2 separate regions of the Homo sapiens genome follow, and region 1 is linked to region 2. A link is an interaction called in ENCODE POLR2A ChIA-PET data of the cell type or tissue named here. Cell type or tissue: IMR-90. All regions are shown on one strand. Links, peaks and the distances in the headings refer to the core of each region. The heading gives the core; the rest is flanking DNA.

Region 1 (6,261 bases), core at 804-5,803, 280 kb before region 2:
ATATATGTATGTAAACATCTTCTTGTGCATGTGTCAGAAATATCACGTCTCGGCTGGGTGTGGTGGCTCACGCCTGTAATCCCAGCACTTGGGAGGTCCAGGCAGGTGGATCACTTGAAGGCAGCAGTTCGAGATCAGCCTGGCCAACATGGCAAAACCCTGTCTCTACTAAAAATACAAAAATTAGCTGGACATGGGTCTGTAATCCCAGCTACTTGGAAGGCTGAGGCAGGAGAATTGCTTGAACCTGGGAGGTGGAGGTTGCAGTGAGCTGAGATCACGCCACTGCACACCAGCCTGGGTGACAGAGTGAGACTCCGTCTCAAACAAACAAACAAACAAACAACCACACAACCACGTCTCCTTAAGAGTATATTATTGGGTTAATTTTTATTTACTTGGAAGTATTTTTTGATATTTAAATGCATGATCTAGTTTTAGCCCTCTTTTTAATGTATCTGACACATGACTCAATAAATGTTTCCTGATGAAAATAGGAAGCAAGAAAGGGAGAATTTATTTATGTGTTTTGAACATTACAAAAAAAGTTGCAGCTGGGCACGGTGGCTCATGCCTATAATCCCAGCACTTTCGAAGGCTGAGGCGGGTGGATCATGAGGTCAGGAGATTGAGACCATCCTGGCTAACACGGTGAAACCCCATCTCTACTAAAAATATAAAATATTAGCCGGGTGTGGTTGCATGCGGCTGTAGTCCCAGCTACTCGGAGGCTGAGGCAGGAGAATCGCTTGAACTCGGGAGGCAGAGGTTGTAGTGAGCCAAGATCACGCCACTGCACTCCACCCTGGGAAACAGAGGGAGACTCCGTTTCAAAAAAAAAAAAATTGTTAATGTGTTTATTTAAATAAACTCTCTAAGACTGATAATACTAACGTTAATTTGTATCTATGTACGTATGTTTGTGTATATATATCTGTTTGTCTGTGTCTCACTATAGCAGGAACTACTCACGTTTGAATTTCTAGCTCCTAGGAAAATATCTGACACATGGTAAATAAGCAATAAACATTTGTTGGATGAACAAATGCGACTGTTTTATTCCACAGGGCAAATGACTATCACCATAATGAAACTAGATCGAGAATGATTATCTAATGATTCCTACATACCATCTCTGCTGCTCTCCAGCTTGGTAGCCTCCTCCAACCAATAAATGGCTGGACAGAAAAGATTTGGATAACTATGGAAAAAGAATGTTCCTAAAGGGATTCTTAACACTAACTTTTTCTTCCACCAAGTTGGACAACCAAGATTTGGCCTCTGCATATATGCTTACATAGCTGATGTATTCGCAATAAGTGTTTCTAGAAATGAGAGGTAGCAAAATTTGTCGTCAGAGGTTAAGGTTGCCAGGATTGCCAGCTACAATATTTCAAAGATATCCATAAACATGTGAAAGACTAAATTATGGCAAGCTTCATTCCTTTCAGACACCCTCTCCAATGCCTATTCTCTTTTCTTCATTAAGCATCCTAGTTCTTTTTTAATTCCTCCAGCATCGAAGCAGTAAACTTTGATCTGAGGAGCCCCACAAATCTGACCCTAGGGTATATATAAGAAGCCATTTATCCAGTGCCTAGCACACAGGAAACACTCCACGCAAAGCAGCTGACTCAACAGCAAAGACTTATAGACAATACAAAATCATGGCTTAGAGATAGAAGGCAGCTTAAAGTTTATCTTGTTCAAATCTCTTCAATTCAAAGGGAATTGAGGCTCAGAGAAGTGATTTGTCAAAGGTGGACTAAGTTAGAATTCAAGCTCAGGACTCCCAATTCCTAAGTCAGCCTATTTTCATTATAAAAAGCTGTCTTCAACTAATGGTAATTTTTTATTCCAATGTTTTCCTTTGGGATGCTCTAAATTTCATATATTGTCTTACTAAAACATGTCATGTAGCTCCTACAATTAACATGCTCAAACTATTCTTAAGAAAAAGAAATTAGCGAGGCCCTGGGTCAGCAAATGACGTACAAGCTGGGGGTAATCTAATGAAGAGTGTAGAAACTGTAGTGTATCTGATAGTGCAAGCACATCACAGGTGTGTAGAGATACTGATTCCATTCACTCTCTGGATGCTGAACGAAGCTGAGGCAGCAGAACCCCTAGGCTGGTATCTGCTACCAGCTGCCTTGTCCATTTACCTTGGTGGGTGATAAAAATATTATCATTTTCTATGTGTGCCATGATGTGAGAAAGACTGGAAGCACTGTACTAATACTAATGTCCTTGAATATTATATGATATAACACATGAATGGTATTCACAGCATAGTCAAGGGAGTTCATGAAATCAGAGATTCTTTGAGCTATATATGCACTGACTTGGATTTGAGGATGATGAAGATGATCTGGATATGCTTATCACCTAATTTTTGTTTATTCCTCTCTCTTCCCCTGAATTGTTTAAAAAAAAAATGGAACAAATTTTGGCCAATGATGAAGATGATTTGGATATGCTTATCACCTAATTTTTGTTTATTCCTCTCTTCCCCCAGAATTGTTTCAAAGATACAAAAAAAAAGGAACAAATTTTGGCCATATGATCCAAATAATTCAACATCTGAGTATTATATTTTCTCCTGTCCTTCCACTATCATCTTAAATACTGAGAAAGGGAGTAAATATCTAACTTTCATGAACTGTATGTTCTCCAAATACAGGAACCGTGCTGCTCTTCTAGAGTGCTGAGGCAATGCTTTGCTTGGATTTGCCTGGGCCTCACTAGCTGAATCAAGGGACAGATGAATGGATGGACTAGGACAAAAGAAATGCGTTTAAGTACGTGTTGACCGGCCTAAGACCAGAAACTGTAAGAATTAGGATCAAACTGTAATCCAATTTTACAAATCCCAGGGAGACAAGGCAGTTTTAAAGACAAAAATCCATTAAAAAAATCAAGACAGTGGTCAAATATTAAATAAGTGTGGCTCTTATTTTCTGTGGTGCCCTAATTCTACCTTCTCCTCTGCCTCTATTCAGATCACCCATTCTGATCCATACTAAAGTATACACTGGCAGTCCTTTTCTATTCCTTTAAGAAATCTTTGGAAAAAGATTCAAGGGGACAATATCATAAGCCTAGTAAAACATCATGATCAGAATAATGCTTACTCTTTACTGAGATGGTTTTATTTTTAAAATGAACATAATTTTTTTTATTTTTAAAATGAAACTAATAAAACTGCTTATTCTTTGAGATGGTTTTATAAAATAAAATTTATAAAATATTTATATTTATTTACATATTTAAAATATTTATAAAGTAAAACCATCTCAATAAAGAGTAAGCAGTTTTATTAGTTTCATTTTACAAATGAAGACACTGATTTAGAGAACTTAAAGGAAAACTTTAAAAGCATACAGTTAATAAAGAGGCAAAACTAGAAGTAAAACTTGGGTCCTAAATACCTACCTCTAAGGTATACAAAGTTTCTCAGAAAACAGTTACTATTCTAGATCATATTACTTGTAATGAAGGTTGTACTCCCTTTAGGCTCTAGTTTCTTTTGAACTAAATATTACAATGCAAACTTAATTTTAAAAGACTTACTTTGGCTATTCCGTATAGTCATTAAACTATAACAAAAAAGACATCATATCATTGTCAAAGGCACTGAAAACACAAATCTCTGAAATAAAAGTCACTGAATAATCACAGATGATTTATCATGGCTTTTATTCATACTGAACATTCTCAAATTACACAATGCTCTCCTATCTCAGACGGCCACATGAATGTAAGGTCATCTTTGGATTAGTCATACTCTTGTATCTGCAAGTCCAGTATGTCTTCTGCTTAATCTGTCAATTCCACCCACTCCCTGGTTTCTTTAGGTGTCATCAACAGCATTCTTGAACATTCATAAAATATGCAACATACTTAGAGGATTTTAGGAAATTAAATCTTACTAGTATTACAATATAGCTAAGTATTATAACATAGGCACAAATGTGGAGAAACTACTTGTGAAAGAATTATTCCTAAAGTTTTCCAAATACTCAACAGTATTTTAAAATTTAATTGAAATAGCTTTTTAAAAAGGTAAAACAGAATAGTTGGTGACTAGTTGCTTTTCTCACTACCGGGAAGTTACAGCATTTTCTTGTTATTGTAAAACATACAGAGAAGGCAGACTTTTATGCTAGATGAACTCACTTTCTGCGTCCTACTTAAATGAAAACAGAAATGCTAATATCCCTACAGATACAGTGCCTAGTATAATTTGTTTGTTCAATATCGTGAATACAACAAACTCTCGGTACATATTTGTTAATCTGAATTTTCAGTGAAAAGTTTTTATTTCAATTAATGTGAAGTTGATTGTGCCTTTGAAAAATACTTTCAGTACGGACAATCATCATTTGCCCTGTCTATACCACTTTGAGGTGTAAGGCTGGATTACTTATGCAGCATGCAGTTGCATTTAAATTCCATGTGCTCTCACTGAAGCATTTTTAAAGGTTATGGAAGCTATGTGCTGGCATATCTCTTGGCAGCTTCTCAAGGCACATGGCATTTAACTTTCTTCAGCAACACAAAAACACAGAGCATAACTTTCAAACCAAGATGAGAGTATCTGCTCTCACTTCTACTTCAACATTTTTTTCATTTCTTTTTTGAGACAGGGTCTTGCTCTGTCACCCAGGCTGGTGTGCAGTGACACCATCATGGCTTACTTCAGCCTCAACCTCCCCAGTTTAAGTGAGCCTCCTGCCTCAGCCTCCTGGGTAGCTGGGACTACAGGTGTGTGCCATCAGGCCTGGCAAATTGTTTTCTTATTTTTATAGAGATGAGATCTCTATAAAATTGCCCAGGCTGGTCTTGAATTCCTGGCCTCAAGTGATCCTCCTGCCTCGGCCTCCCAAAGTGCTGGGATTACAGGCATGAGCCACTGCACCTGGCCAAAAAATTTTTTTTAATCTTATTCTGATTACTCTTAAAAGTCTTACAATTGAAATGCAGAGTCCTTTTTGCATGGAAAAGGCAAAATGCCTTTTACTAAAATGGTAATCTACCAACAATCTCATGTTCAATAGGCATTGGTTGTTGAACTTGAAAACTTCAAATGGAGTGGTTGGCAGCAGCATTCAGCAATGCGGCAACATGTAAATTATGAAATGTGTATGCATGTTTATATATGTATAACGTGGTCCACTTGCAGAAGGATAATATTAACAAGTCAGTAAATACCACAAAATGCCGAAGAAACCATATCTCTAACTCACTGTAGGTAAAGAAGCTGAGGTCCAGAAAGGTTAAAGGATTTACTGGGATGGTTGCAGAGGCAATCCAGTACCCCAGTGAGTGCTCATTCTGCTTGCTGGGTCAGTTTGTAATTTGGTAGACTCCTTACCCAAAAGCTAAGTAAGCCTCCCTCAAAACACATGGTAAAGCACCCTTTCTTTTTATTCCACTGCAAAAGTCATCATTTTGGTCCTGGGGTATTGCAACAGCTTCCTAGCTTTCACAGACCTTTCCTCTCCCAACCTATCCTGCATACTAGTATTTTAAATAAAAACATGGAGAAAAGGCCCTCGTACATTGTAAGATTCACTGTAGTAGGCTGTCCTGTGTCCCCACATCACTTTCTTTTCTCTGACTCATAAACAAATGGCTCTAAACTAAGCACTGCATCAAATTTAAGCTCAAATGCCTGACTTCTAATTACAGACATAATCTCGGCCATTCTACCTCAGCACACATTGTTCTCACTAAAACCAAATTTATTCTTTGTTTTTAGTTAGGTCACCCTTTGTCATATGTGCCATGTACTGCTGCCACCCTGCCACTCCCCCATTACTGTGCTGGCCACCCCTCCCCATCTTCAGGGTCATTTAAATCATTCCCTTTCTTCAAGGTCTTGCGTAGGTCCCACCTCCTCTGGGAAGTTTGTCCAGTTTACACTGATTTCTCTCTTCTGAAATTATTTGTTCTTCTAGATAGTATTATACCCCTTCCTGCACTTTCCCATGTGTGCTACTTTTGTCTCTCCTCAAAGATTAGCTGCAGGAATGTATTATTAATGGAAAAATCAAGTTGCATACTAGAATGCATGTACCTTAATTCCATTTATGTTTGAACATACACACACATATGCACGTGTATGTCTGCAAATACACGGAAAGTCTGGAAGCATATACATTATACTTTTGATAGTATTTATCTCTGGAGGTGAAATTATAGGTAACTTTAACTTTTCAGTGACACATTTCAGTAATTTTTTTTTTTAACAGTGAA
Region 2 (6,261 bases), core at 950-5,949:
GCCCTATACTTCAGCTCAAAATGCGGAGCTTGTAGCTGTAATTGAGGTATTGACTGCTTTTAATATGCCTATTAATGTGATTTCTGATTCTTCATATATGGTTTATTCTACACAATTAATTGAAAGTGCTCAGTTATGATTTCATACAGATGAACAACTGATGACTTTATTTACCCAACTGCAAACAGCAGTTAGGAGTAGAATGCACCCTTTTTACGTTACTCATATTACAGCTCATACATGTCTTCCAGGACCTTTAACTGAAGGGAATCAAATGGCTGATTGCCTAGTTGCTACTGCAGTATCTAATGCTACACACTTTCACAATTTAACCCATGTTAATGCCTCTGGTCTCAAGCGCAGATACAGCATTACCTGGAAAGAAGCTAAAGCTATTATCCAGTGATGCCCAACTTGCCAAATGGTGCATTCCTCATCTTTTACAGGAGGAGTTAATCCTCGAGGACTGGAATCTAATTCTCTTTGGCAAATGGACATCACACATGTTCCCTCGTTTGGGAGACTAGCTTGTGTACGTGTATGTGTGGACACCTTTTCTCACTTTGGGCTACATGCCAATCAGGAGAGTCTTCTGCCTGTGTTAAACATCACCTTTTGCAGTGTTTTACAGTGATAGGCATTACAGCTTCTATTAAAACAGATGATGCCCCAGGCTATACTAGCAAAGCTCTAGCTACATTTTTCTCTATACGGAATATTAAACACATTACTGGCATCCCATATAATTCTCAAGGACAAGCCATTGTAGAACGAATGAATCTCTCCCTAAAACAACAATTGCAAAAGCACAAAGGGGGAAACAGGGACTATGGAACACCCCATATGCAACTTAATCTAGCATTATTGACTTCAAATTTTTTGAGCCTGCCTAAAGGCCAGATGCTATCAGCAGCTGAAGAGCATCTACAGAAACCAGCTGCAAAGACAGAAGCAGAACAACTGGTTTGGTGGAGAGATCCGATAACAAAAAGTTGGGAAATAGGTAAAATAATAACTTGGGGTAGAGGTTATGCTTGTCTTTCTCCAGGCCAAAACCAGCAGCCAATTTGGATACCATCAAGACACCTGAAACCTTATCATGAGCCAGATGCCAAAGAAGACATTCTAGCAGGATTGCGAGGACCCCCCAGTTGCAGCCATGTTGACACTGATGCTGAGGAGGACCCCAGCTGTCACAGATGGTGGAAGAAAACCTGAGGAAAGCGGACAACCTGTCACAACGAGTAATTTAATGATAGCTATGATAGCGGTGGTCACTACTGCCGTGAGTATTCCTTCAACAACGGCTGACACAGAGAACAATTATTCTTATTGGGCATATTTATCAATCTTGGCTGGCAATAATGCCTGGATGTAATCACTCTATGACACATATACACATGCTTTCTGGTCTCAGTATTTACCATAATAAATCTGCTCCTATAATTAGGCGTACCGCCCTCAAAAACCTATCTGTAAACAGAATTGGACCTGGCCAGAAATAATGAACTTACTTGTTTGGGAAGATTGCATTACAGAACAGGCAGAGGTGCTGCGCAGCGATTCCTATGGAATCATTGATTGGTCCCCTAAGGGGATGTTTAATTTGAATTACACCTCTCAGTCTGCGTGCCATGGCCACACTATGTTCAGCTGGTCCAAACAAAACAATCAGATGGTAGAAACAGTAAAAAATACGGCAAGTTCCTATTATTTGGAAACATGGTGGTATAGAGGCACCTCAACCTCAGATGATATGCCTGCTGTAGGAGCTTAACATAAGGATTTGTGGAAACTATTAATGGAAAGAATAAAAAAACATCTAGAAGGACACTCTACAAACTTGTCTTTGGATATTGCAAAATTAAAAGAACAAATATTTAAAGCATCCCAGGCACACCTGACCTTAATGCTAGGAACTGGAGTGCTTGAAGGAGCTGCAGACAGATTAGCAGCTAGTAACCCATTAAAAAGGATAAAAACACTTGGAAGCTGGGTGATTTCAATGATGATTGTGCTTTTAATCTGTGTTATTTGTCTTTGTATAGTCTGCAGATGCAGATCCCGACTCCTGCGAGAAGTAGCTCACCGTGACAAAGCTGCCTTTGTTTTTATCACTTTGTGAAACAAAAAAGGGGGACATGTTGGGAACAGGCCCCCCCCCAAATCTTGCCATAAGCTGGCCCCAAAACTGGCCATAAACAAAATCTCTGCAACACTGTGACATGTTCATGATGGCCATGATGCCCATGCTGAAGGTTGTGGGTTTACCAGAATGAGGGCAAGGAATACCTGGCCCACCCAGGGCAGAAAACCACTTAAAGGCGTTCTTAAACCACAAATAATGGCATGAGCAATCTGTGCCTTAAGGACATGTTTCTGCTGCAGGAAACTAGCCAGAGCCCATCCCTTTGTTTCGGCCCATCCCTTTTTTCCCGTAAGGAATACTTTTAATCTATAATCTATAGAAACAATGTTTATCGCTGGCTTGAGGCCAATAAATATGTGGGTAAATCTCTGTTCGGGGCTCTCAGTTCTGAAGGCTGTGAGTCCCCTGATTTCCCACTCCACACGCTATATTTGTGTGTGTGTCTTTAATTCCTCTAGAGCTGCTGGGTTAGGGTCTCCACGATCAAGCTGGTCTCAGCAAGAGTGAGAGGTCATCAGTGAGAAAAGAGGTTTGTGGCCAAGAAAGTACATGACCAATGAAAGAGAGTTAACAGAAATGGAAGGGGGAAAAAGAAAGGTAACTAGAATAAAAACTACTAGTTTAAAGAGAATGGAATATAATTAGGAAAAAGCAAAGTAAATTTGTCCAGAAGAATAAAACAAAGCATAGGATCCTTTGAGGAAAGAACACAAGGCAAGAAAGCAAATTGCTAGTCATGAAGGACTACACAAAGTGGTTATGTTTTACTCTATCCAATAAAACATGATTAATAAGAAACCAATCAATTACATTATTCCAACAGTATTCTAAATAACATTCCAGACAGTTCCACTTGTGGAAACTACAGAGCAAATTTACTTGACTTGGTCTTCTGCTGTAAACAACCAGAAAACTAGATAAAATACATGAAATAACTGGCCTCACACAACAAACAAAAACCATGCATAACAGCAATGACTGAAAGAAGCAAAATAAAGAACACCCTATGCTTATCCAGCCTTTCGTGTGTAGGTACTTTCTAAACAGAATAAGGACAGGGATAGAACATAGAAGCCAAAGTTCAAGAGACAGAGACAACAACTTGAGAGGTAGAGGCAACTGAAGTGCCTAAGTGTACCGAAGAGATAGTATTTCACCAAGAAAGAACTTTAGAAGTCTCCACTGATGTCCCCTTGAGGCTTTGGCTAAATACTAAGTTGAAAATGCATAAAGACAAAATTCACAACACAAGACACAACCATAGGGGAGCTTGAAGATGAACATTCTCAGAGCTCATATCAAGCTGGGAGACACTTAAGTTCACACCAGTCAGAGTGTAGACATCACTGAATACAATAGTGGCATTCAATAGTGACTCTTGGAAAGCAGTAGACTATAATGGCCCTAGAGTAAAAAGTATTCCATACTAATTCTAAGAAAATTTTAAAAACTCAACAAGATCAAGTGTATCTATAACTAATCTATAATTAAATTGCCTGGAAAAACAAAATTCACCATTCTTGAAGGAAGATAACAAAATCTAGAAAGTCAAAAACATGAGTCACAATGACTCACCACCAAATAATTTATTAGACATGCACAAAAGCAGGAAAATAAGGCCCATAAACAGAAGAAAAGTCAATAGAAACAGATGCAGAAATGGCATAGATAACAAAACTTGGCAGGAAAAGCTTTTAAAAGAGCTATTATAAGGCTGGGCGTGGTGGCTCACGCCTGTAATCCCAACACTTTGGGAGGCCGAGGAGTGTGGATTACTTGAGGTCAGGATTTAGGACCAGCCTAACCAACATGGTGAAACCCTGTCTCTACTAAAAATACAAAAATTAGCTGGGCATGGTGGTGTGCACCTGTAATCCCAGCTAGTCGGGAGGCTGCGGTGGGAGGATTGCTTGAGACTGGGAGGCAGAGGTTGCAATGAGTTGAGATAGATCGTGCCACTGCACTCCAGCCTGGGAAACAGAGCGAGACTCCTTCTCAAAAAAAAAAAAAAAAAAAAAAAGCTACTATGTATTATATACAAGCTCAAGAATTTAAAATGAGCAGACAAAAAAATCTAACAATGAAAAAGAATCTTAAGAAAACTTCTATAGCATAAAAAATATATACAAAGTGAAAAAACTCACTGCACAGCTTAACAAAGTCAGCCAATGAAAAGAAATAATAAAAATTTGAATGAAAATCAAATAGAAAACAGACCAAAAACACAGAAAAATTACTCAAACCTAAACCTGATCTTTTTAAAAGATTGATAAAATCAATAAATCACTAGTTAAACTAACTGAGAATGAGAAAAAGAACACAAATTATGAATCTCATTAATACAAGAGATTGTAAAAGAAGAGGCATAACTATATATTCTACAAACACTGAAATGATAATAGGGTAATATTTTGAGTTACTTTATGCCAATAAATTCAACAACTGAGATGAGATGGACAAACTCCTTGAAAGACACTACCAAAAATGGTATAAAACTTTGAAAATCTGAATAGCCCTATATGTATTAAAGATACTAAACTACTAAGTAAAAATTTTCCAATAAATATCATTCTGAATTACAAAGAGCAGTTCTCCTTCTTTGCACTAATACTGTTGCCTGTATTTCCCCTGTATCAGATTACAATATACCCGATCTGTTTTATATTTTTAATTTACTATTTGTTCATTTAATTTTATTTGAGACAAGGTCTCACTCTGTCACCCAGGCTGGAGTGCAGTGGTGTGATCATGGCTCACTGCAGCCTCAACATCTGGGCTCAAGTCATCCTCCCACATCTGCCCTCCTGGGTAGCTGGGAAGACAGGCATGTGCCACCACACCTGGCTAATTTTTTTCTATTTTTTGTAGAGACAGGGTCTCACTATGTTGCCCAGGCTGGTCTCAAACTCCTGGGCTCAAGTGATCCTTGGCCTCCCAAAGTGCTGGGATTACAGGCATGAGCCATGGCATCTGGCTGTTTTGCTTTTGGCTGATTACCATTTAGATCAGAGATGGCACGGCCTCCGTAATTCACCTATAGGAGCCATTACAACCAATCACAAATCTTTTTCCTACTAAAGCCTAGATACGCTCCCACAGTTCTTCTCAAACATTTCAAGCAACCAAGGGGAGCTGCATATAAAGATAAAACCTATTAGCCACACCTTATTTATATCCTTAATAATAATTTCATTATTCATCTCATTTTTAAATCATTATTTTTCCCAAATAGCTTTAGGAAAATTTTCCAATCTTATGCTCTCCTTCATTATTTAAATCTTACACAAAACAGTACTCTTGTATAAGTGAACATTTTAAACAAACAACCCCACTACCTTTTCCTGAAAACTGGTGCTGTCCACACAATACTAAATTCTTCCTGGTTAATACCTTCTACACTAATTTTACCCAATTTTCTTGCCTATCATCTCTACCTGTTTAACACTGTTTAGAGTTTAATTGCATGTAATTTTCTAACTCATTACCTGTTGCTATTACACCTCAGTAAACTTCTATCTCTTCCACACCCAACATTCTCTTTCACATTAACCTAATTCCTACTTCCCTATCTTCTAAAATACACATGTTCATTCCCTTCTCCATTCCAATATTTCAGCACTTTTCATTCTGAGGGTTAAATTTCTTGAGAATAAAGTTTTCTATGTGCTTATAATATAGATGTCTTATAAATCTATACTAAATAAATGAAAAATCTTATTATTTGAGCTGCAATTTGACATAATAAATACAACCAGTTACTAAATATCTATGAATGCACCTAAAATTCCCATTTCATTATTTACAAACTCTTCCACAGTAAAACTAGCTTTACCTTCGAGCATTAAAAGATTTTGTAAAAATCATTTTTTAAGATTGGTAATGCTTTGATTGGTAAGATCATAAATATTTTCTACAAGTTTTTCATTGCAAATGTGTAGTATTTCAGATATTTCACATGTTTTTTCAAGAATATCTATTTTGGTTAATCTGGGAATTTAAGTCCCTAAATAATACCATTACCAAGGTAATGTGTATTCTGAGTTCCAAACAATTAAAATACAAGTGAACTTTTCTTTGTGTGGTAAAATATTCATAACATAAAATTTACTATT

What was found. ChIA-PET counts read pairs that join two places held together with the same protein. Peaks named below come from ENCODE experiments on the same cell type or tissue, not always from the same donor. Only the 100,000 strongest peaks of a DNase experiment are listed, where the experiment ranks them.
Region 1: POLR2A ChIA-PET joins it to region 2 with 5 read pairs; 3 of 35 experiments call an interaction of 5 or more read pairs at or near these places.

Annotation. Positions count from the first base shown.
Region 1 is chr6:44,963,166-44,969,426 of GRCh38, forward strand. All of the region lies in intron 6 of SUPT3H (SPT3 homolog, SAGA and STAGA complex component), which reads right to left. Among named protein-coding and RNA genes, the nearest start is that of MIR586, 230 kb to the right of the region's middle. RefSeq lists a silencer at 1,574-1,774. In IMR-90, for the core only: no CTCF peak of the experiment used is centred there; a DNase peak (open chromatin) is centred at 3,776.
Region 2 is chr6:45,239,052-45,245,312 of GRCh38, forward strand. The region is part of intron 2 of SUPT3H (SPT3 homolog, SAGA and STAGA complex component); the gene reads right to left. Among named protein-coding and RNA genes, the nearest start is that of MIR586, 44 kb to the left of the region's middle. In IMR-90, for the core only: no CTCF peak of the experiment used is centred there; no DNase peak of the experiment used is centred there.